Regions from separate parts of the Homo sapiens genome. Here region 1 is linked to region 2. Evidence: chromatin loops called from intact Hi-C (ENCODE). Cell type or tissue: PC-9. All regions are shown on one strand. Links, peaks and the distances in the headings refer to the core of each region. The heading gives the core; the rest is flanking DNA.

Region 1 (2,919 bases), core at 283-2,782, 68 kb after region 2:
CTTAGTGTCTTAAAATAATATAAACTTACCTTACAGTTCTGGAGCTCAGAAGTCCAAAATGGGTCTCCCTAGGCTAAAGTGAAGATGTCCCGGTAGGACCATGTTCCTTCTGCAGGCTGCAGGGGAAAATCTGTTTCCTTGCCTTTTCTAGCTTCTAGAGGCTAACAGCATGCCTTGGCTGGTGGCCTCTTACTCCTTGCTCAAAACCAGCATCACTATACCTCTGCTTCTGTCATCTCTTCTCTGACTCTGATCCTCCAGTCTTCCACTTATAAGGACCCTTGTGATTATATTAGACTCACCTGTATAATCCAGGATAAGCTCACCACGTCAAGATCAGTTGATTAGCAAACTTAATCCTGCCCACTTCCTTAATTCTCCCTTGAATTGTACCAACATCTTCACATGTTCTGGGATTAAGACGTGAATATCTTGGTGGGGGGAGTGGGGAGGGAACCATTATTTTGCCCTTGACAGGCTCCCTGAAGAAGAGTTTTCTAGAAATTACATCTAGGCTGATACCTTAAAGATAAATAGGCACCAGTCAGGCAAAGCCAGGCTCAAAGAGGAAGAGCGTAAGTTATAAATAGAAGAATACCGTAGCACAATATTGAGAGGCTAAGACTCTTCACACTGTGGGGAGCGCAGAAGCTTTAGTTCTGCAGAGCCTGGAGTGGCTGGGTGGGTGTGGCCAAAGCCCTGGCTGGAGAGTAAGAGGAGGCTGGGTTTATACCCTGTGATGAGGAGGTAGGTGGATGATGTAATCAGGTTTGCCTTTTACTCAGGCATTTTATGTTATGTTGAGACACATTTGGTTTTCTCTTATCCAAGCATTGGGATCCACCACAAAGTGTAACTCCTGATTGGATTAGTAAAGTGGTACACTGGACCAACCAGTCACCTCCTTCCTTCAGTGGGGAATAGAACAGGGCTGCGGAGAAAGATTTGGGGACGAGTCTTTCCCTTTGCAGTTCAAATTAAAAAAAAATAAGGAGGCTTTATCAATTATCATTAATTAGTGTAGGATAGGACCACAGAGCTGATGAATGAGGTAACCAGATTTCTGTCTATAAAATACAGTGTTGTGGGAGCAGTGGCTCACACCTGTAATCCCAGCACTTTGGGAGGCCAAGGTGGGAGGATTGCTTGAGTCCAGGAGTTTGAGACCAGCCTGGGCAACATAGGGAGACCCTGTCCCTACAAAAAATAACAAAAAATTAGCCAGGTGTGGTGGCCCCACCTGTAGTCCCAGCTGCTTGAGTGGCTGAGGTGGGAGGATCGCTTGAGCCTGGGACGGTGAGGCTGTAGTGAGTCATGATAGTGCACTGCACTCCAACCTGGGTGACCCTGCCTCAAAAGAAACAAAACAGTGTTACTAAGTCCCTTGACTATTCTCTATCATTGTAGAGGCCTTGAGCTTCCTCACTCTTCGTTCACCAAACTGCTGACTCACTAGGAATTAAATCAGTTTAGTCCTTCTCCCCAGCACAGATAGAAAGCAGTTCCTTCTCTTCACTTCCACTCCTGGGAGAAAGAGAAGGAATCCATGCCTGTATGAAAACCATGAAGAAGGCCGGGTGCGGTGGCTCATGCCTGTAATCCCAGCACTTTGGGAGGCCGAGGTGGGCAGATCACGAGGTCAGGAGATCGAGACCATCCTGGCTAAAACAGTGAAACCCCGTCTCTACTAAAAATACAAAAAATTAGCCGGGCGTGGTGGCGGGCGCCTGTAGTCCCAGCTACTCGGGAGGCTGAGGGGAGAGAATGGCGTGAACCCGGGAGGCAGAGATTGCAGTGAGCCGAGATCGTGCCACTGCACTCCAGCCTGGGTGACAGAGCGAGACTCCATCTCCAAAAAAAAAAAAAAAGAAAAAGAAAAAGAAAACCATGAAGAAACAGACAGAAAATGTTGAAATCAGGAGCACAGCCTCATGTTCTTTCAAGTAAAACTGTTTAGTTTCAAGATTTTTAAAAGGCTGCCTCCTTTCAGGTGTGGAGCTCTATGTCTCTGTGGGTTTCCTTTGGCTTAATTGCAAATCTTAATGCTGAACTGAGCTACAGGGATCAGTGTCCACATCAAGGGATTCTTGACGGAAGAGCTGACCCTGGTTTTCTAACTCACTTTTTTTCTTTTTCTTTTTTTTTTTTAATTTTATTATTATTATACTTTTAGGGTACATGTGCACAACGTGCAGGTTTGTTACATATGTATACTCACTTTTTAAGGGGCCAGTTGTAAAAGAGATGAAAAGTATGAGTGATTTAATATATTATCCTTTGTTGCATTTTTAACCACTGCTTTACCTTCATTTGTTTAGAGACTTCCTTTTGGAGCCATCATCTATTTTTAAAATTTTGATTCTTATTTTAATTAATTTATTTTCAGGTGGGATCTTGCTATGTTGCCCAGGGTGGTTTCTAACTTCGGGGCTCAAGAGGCCCTCCTACCTCAGCTTCCTGAATAGCTGGAAATAGCTGCTTGCCACTGCGCCCAGCTCTTTTTTACTTCAACTGACATAATAGTTGTATATGTTTATGGAGTACAGTGTCATATTTTGAAACCTGTGTACAGTGTGTAATGATGGAATCATCCTCTTGATGAACTATATCCTTTGTTCCCTGAGCCCCTTGTCCTTGTTCTTGTCCTTTTTGTCCTCAGTATTGGGAAGCACCTCAGTTCTCTTTCCTGGACTGCTCTTTAAGAGTCCCCATGAACTATAAATGATACTCACTAAATTGAGTACACTTAAAGTGCTATCTTAGCTCAAGATGTTATAATGAAAATACTGTAGCCTAAACAACAGGAATTGATTTCTTATAAATCTGGAGGCTGGACATTCAAGATAAACATGCTGGCCAATTTGGTTCCTGCTGGGAGCCCTTTGCAGACAGATAACTTGCTGTGTCCTCCCGTGGTGG
Region 2 (2,919 bases), core at 223-2,722:
GACAAGTGGATAAATTTAAAAGAGTTTTGGTTTTACAAGCAAATTACCAGAAGCACTTTAGTGTTACAATATATAGTATAAAACCAATTTTGATTGAAATGGGAACAGTGCATTTTAAAATATAATTTAATAGGTTTAAATGAATGTTCCAAATACTAAAGCACACTACACTTTCTCAAAAATAAAAAGGGAGATGATTTGGGGCTGCCAATTACAAATACATTCACAACTGACATGAACGTTTTCAGTTGAAAATATAAAATCTTCTTAAAATATATATTTCTTCTGTTGGTTGACTTGGCTTTGTGTTGCAAACTATGGTTCATCTGTTCTTCCAGTTGCACTAGTACCGCCAGGCTAAACATTCTTCAGCTCAGTCCAATCCTAAGCAATTACTCCCTTACCACCTAAAAAAAAAAAAGAACCAAACCAAAAAAAAAAAAATCAATTACATGCTTGTTAGAAATTTTTGCATACATAAATTATAACTCTGATTCTGGGTGCTAGGAAAACTTTGGCTGAAGCAAACAAGGAACACCTAAAAGTTAAGCAAATAGCTACCTTAAACCAATTTACTGCTTTTTACCATCAGCATCACAGAGTGTCAGAACTAAAAAGAGGCTTTGCACTCCAAACCCCTCCTAACAGAGGTGAGCCAAGAGAGGCTGAACGACTTGCCTGGCATCATGCAGCAAGAAGGGAGGTTCCCGAACCCAGACTATCCTACGACCAGACTAGATGCTTTCCCCTGCTGTTATGTCATACCCAAATTGCTAGATTACATCTGATTCAAAGCTACTGCTTTTCTGTTAAAGCTCCTGTCCTTCTGGTGGAGCAAGATTTGGGAGAACGGCAGTCATCCCTCCATATACATGGGGGATTGTTTCTAGGACCCCTGCATATACCAAAATCCTAGCACACTCAAGTCGCAAAATGGGCCCAGCGGAATTTGCGGAAAAAGTCAGCCCTCCATGTGTGCAGGTTTCACATCCAGCAATTACTGTATCTTGAGTCTGCACTTGGTTGAAAAAAATCTTTGTATAAGTGAACCCACACAATTTAAACCTGTGTTATTCAAAGGTCAACTGTGCTTTTACATTTCATTTCTCTTTATTTCACTTTCTACAGTCGCTTCAGAAAATGTTGTCAACTATTTTAAATGGCTGGTTCTTCTTTCACTATTTAATGTGTTTAATAGACTTTATTCACTATATACCCCTACTGATTAAGTTGGCTCTTACAATTTTTATACAATCCTTTTGGCCAAGACAAAATGAGACTTTAGTGCAGTTTTCAAAATTTAGTAAGCATTTGTTCTCACCAGATTATATTAATCTTTATCTTTTCAAACAGTCAGCTTTCATATTTATAGTATGCATGAAAGTACACCATAATACTTACCAATTTTCACTTCACAGCAAAGGTAGATTATGAATAAACTATGAAGTTTGCAAAAAGGCAGTATATTGAAAAGGAGCACCACATAATTTGTTATAATAGCTCCCCCTAGTGAGCATTCTCACTATTGTTTCCTGAACACCTTTTAGGGTTATTAATTCCAATACTTGGTTTTGTTACCTAGAAATTTTCTATCATGGCTGTAAACAAAAGTTATGTCACCAAATGGTCATTTCAGCCCCAGATATACTCACAAAAATTAACCCTATCAGCAGAATGGTTTTCAACTAGAAAAGAATGGTGTTGTTTTTCATTTAACGTAAAATGGGAAAAATGAAAAAGAACATAGAATTCGGCAAATACAATTGATAATAATAACTGTGATTCATTAGCAGTTAATATGTGCCATATATTTTGCTAAGCACTTATATGGGTTGTTTAATGTGATCCTTGTATTACTTTAGGATATTAATACCATTACTAATTTCATGTTACAGATAAAGAAACTAAGTCTGGCCTAAGGACATACAGCTAGCAAGTGACAGAGCTGAAATTTGAATCCAGGTTGTCTGACTCCAGAGTTCACACTCCAAGCCACTATTCTATTCTGTTGATGAAGCCACAAAATTACTTAGGTCCCAAATCTGTTTTTTTTATAATAGCAAATCTGTTTGCCAGATTATTGCATTATTTATCCACTCTGCTTATATCACAGAAAGGCCCAAAGTCTTCCTGCCCTGGTGTTGCAATTCCTCTTTTCTGCATACTCACCTCTGTCTGTAGCTGCCACCCAGTTCAGAAGTAGTGGTAACCAATTCCAGAGTTGAGGCAAGAGGGATACAAGATGTGCCTAAAACAGCTTAAGTCAGAAAGTGAGAAAGTACTCAAAAAAAAAAAAAAAAAAAAAAAAAGGAGCGAGTCACAAAGACACAGGTGCCCAGATTGAAGAGACTTCTCCTGGCCAAACCTATGACAATTTGAGCACTAGCATGATTAATTATAAATCATTGAAAAATTAAGAACTCATAAGTTCATACTAACATTAGATAGATAGGTGAGAGAGAGAGAGACATAAGAAGAAGGGAGGGCTCTTGCTGACAGGGAGGGCTCTTCCTGAGGGCAGACTGGTAAATGTGGAGGGAATGCAGGGATTTAAAAATAATCATTTTGCAATCATAGTGAGATTGGATAAGGCAAGAAACATTAATAGATTCCAAATCTAGAGAGAAATTCTGATGAGGAATCAGATATTTGCATGATCTTAAGATATCTTCCCACCTATCACTTCTTAGTTGGAAGGGGGAAAAATAAAATAGTAATTATACAGTGGAGAAATAAGACAACCCTTTGATCTGGTGGCCTCATGTAACATCACTAACAAGAAACAGATGGGCATCACGTGCCTGCAGATGTGAAGCCTTGAGATGAGCATGTCACACATGTACTGTTCTTATCAAGAATGTGTAATCTGACTGCAACCACAAGAAAACAGCAGAAAAACCCAAGTGATGAATATTCTGC

What was found. Peaks named below come from ENCODE experiments on the same cell type or tissue, not always from the same donor. Only the 100,000 strongest peaks of a DNase experiment are listed, where the experiment ranks them.
Region 1: a loop joins it to region 2, with 4 times the contacts of the local background. A loop is called at or near these places in 2 of 110 quality-filtered maps.

Annotation. Positions count from the first base shown.
Region 1 is chr4:84,596,274-84,599,192 of GRCh38, forward strand. The region is part of intron 1 of CDS1 (CDP-diacylglycerol synthase 1); the gene reads left to right. Among named protein-coding and RNA genes, the nearest start is that of CDS1, 15 kb to the left of the region's middle. RefSeq lists an enhancer at 1-945. In PC-9, for the core only: no CTCF peak of the experiment used is centred there; DNase peaks (open chromatin) are centred at 729 and 1,388; H3K4me3 peaks cover 440 bases; H3K27ac peaks cover 2,500 bases.
Region 2 is chr4:84,527,859-84,530,777 of GRCh38, forward strand. It overlaps LOC102723338 (a long non-coding RNA gene), which reads right to left. Exons shown (of 8, transcript XR_007058460.1): 7 at 2,170-2,257; 8 at 1-407. Among named protein-coding and RNA genes, the nearest start is that of NKX6-1, 30 kb to the left of the region's middle. In PC-9, for the core only: CTCF peaks have their summits at 1,521 (motif pointing left) and 1,720; no DNase peak of the experiment used is centred there; H3K27ac peaks cover 1,130 bases.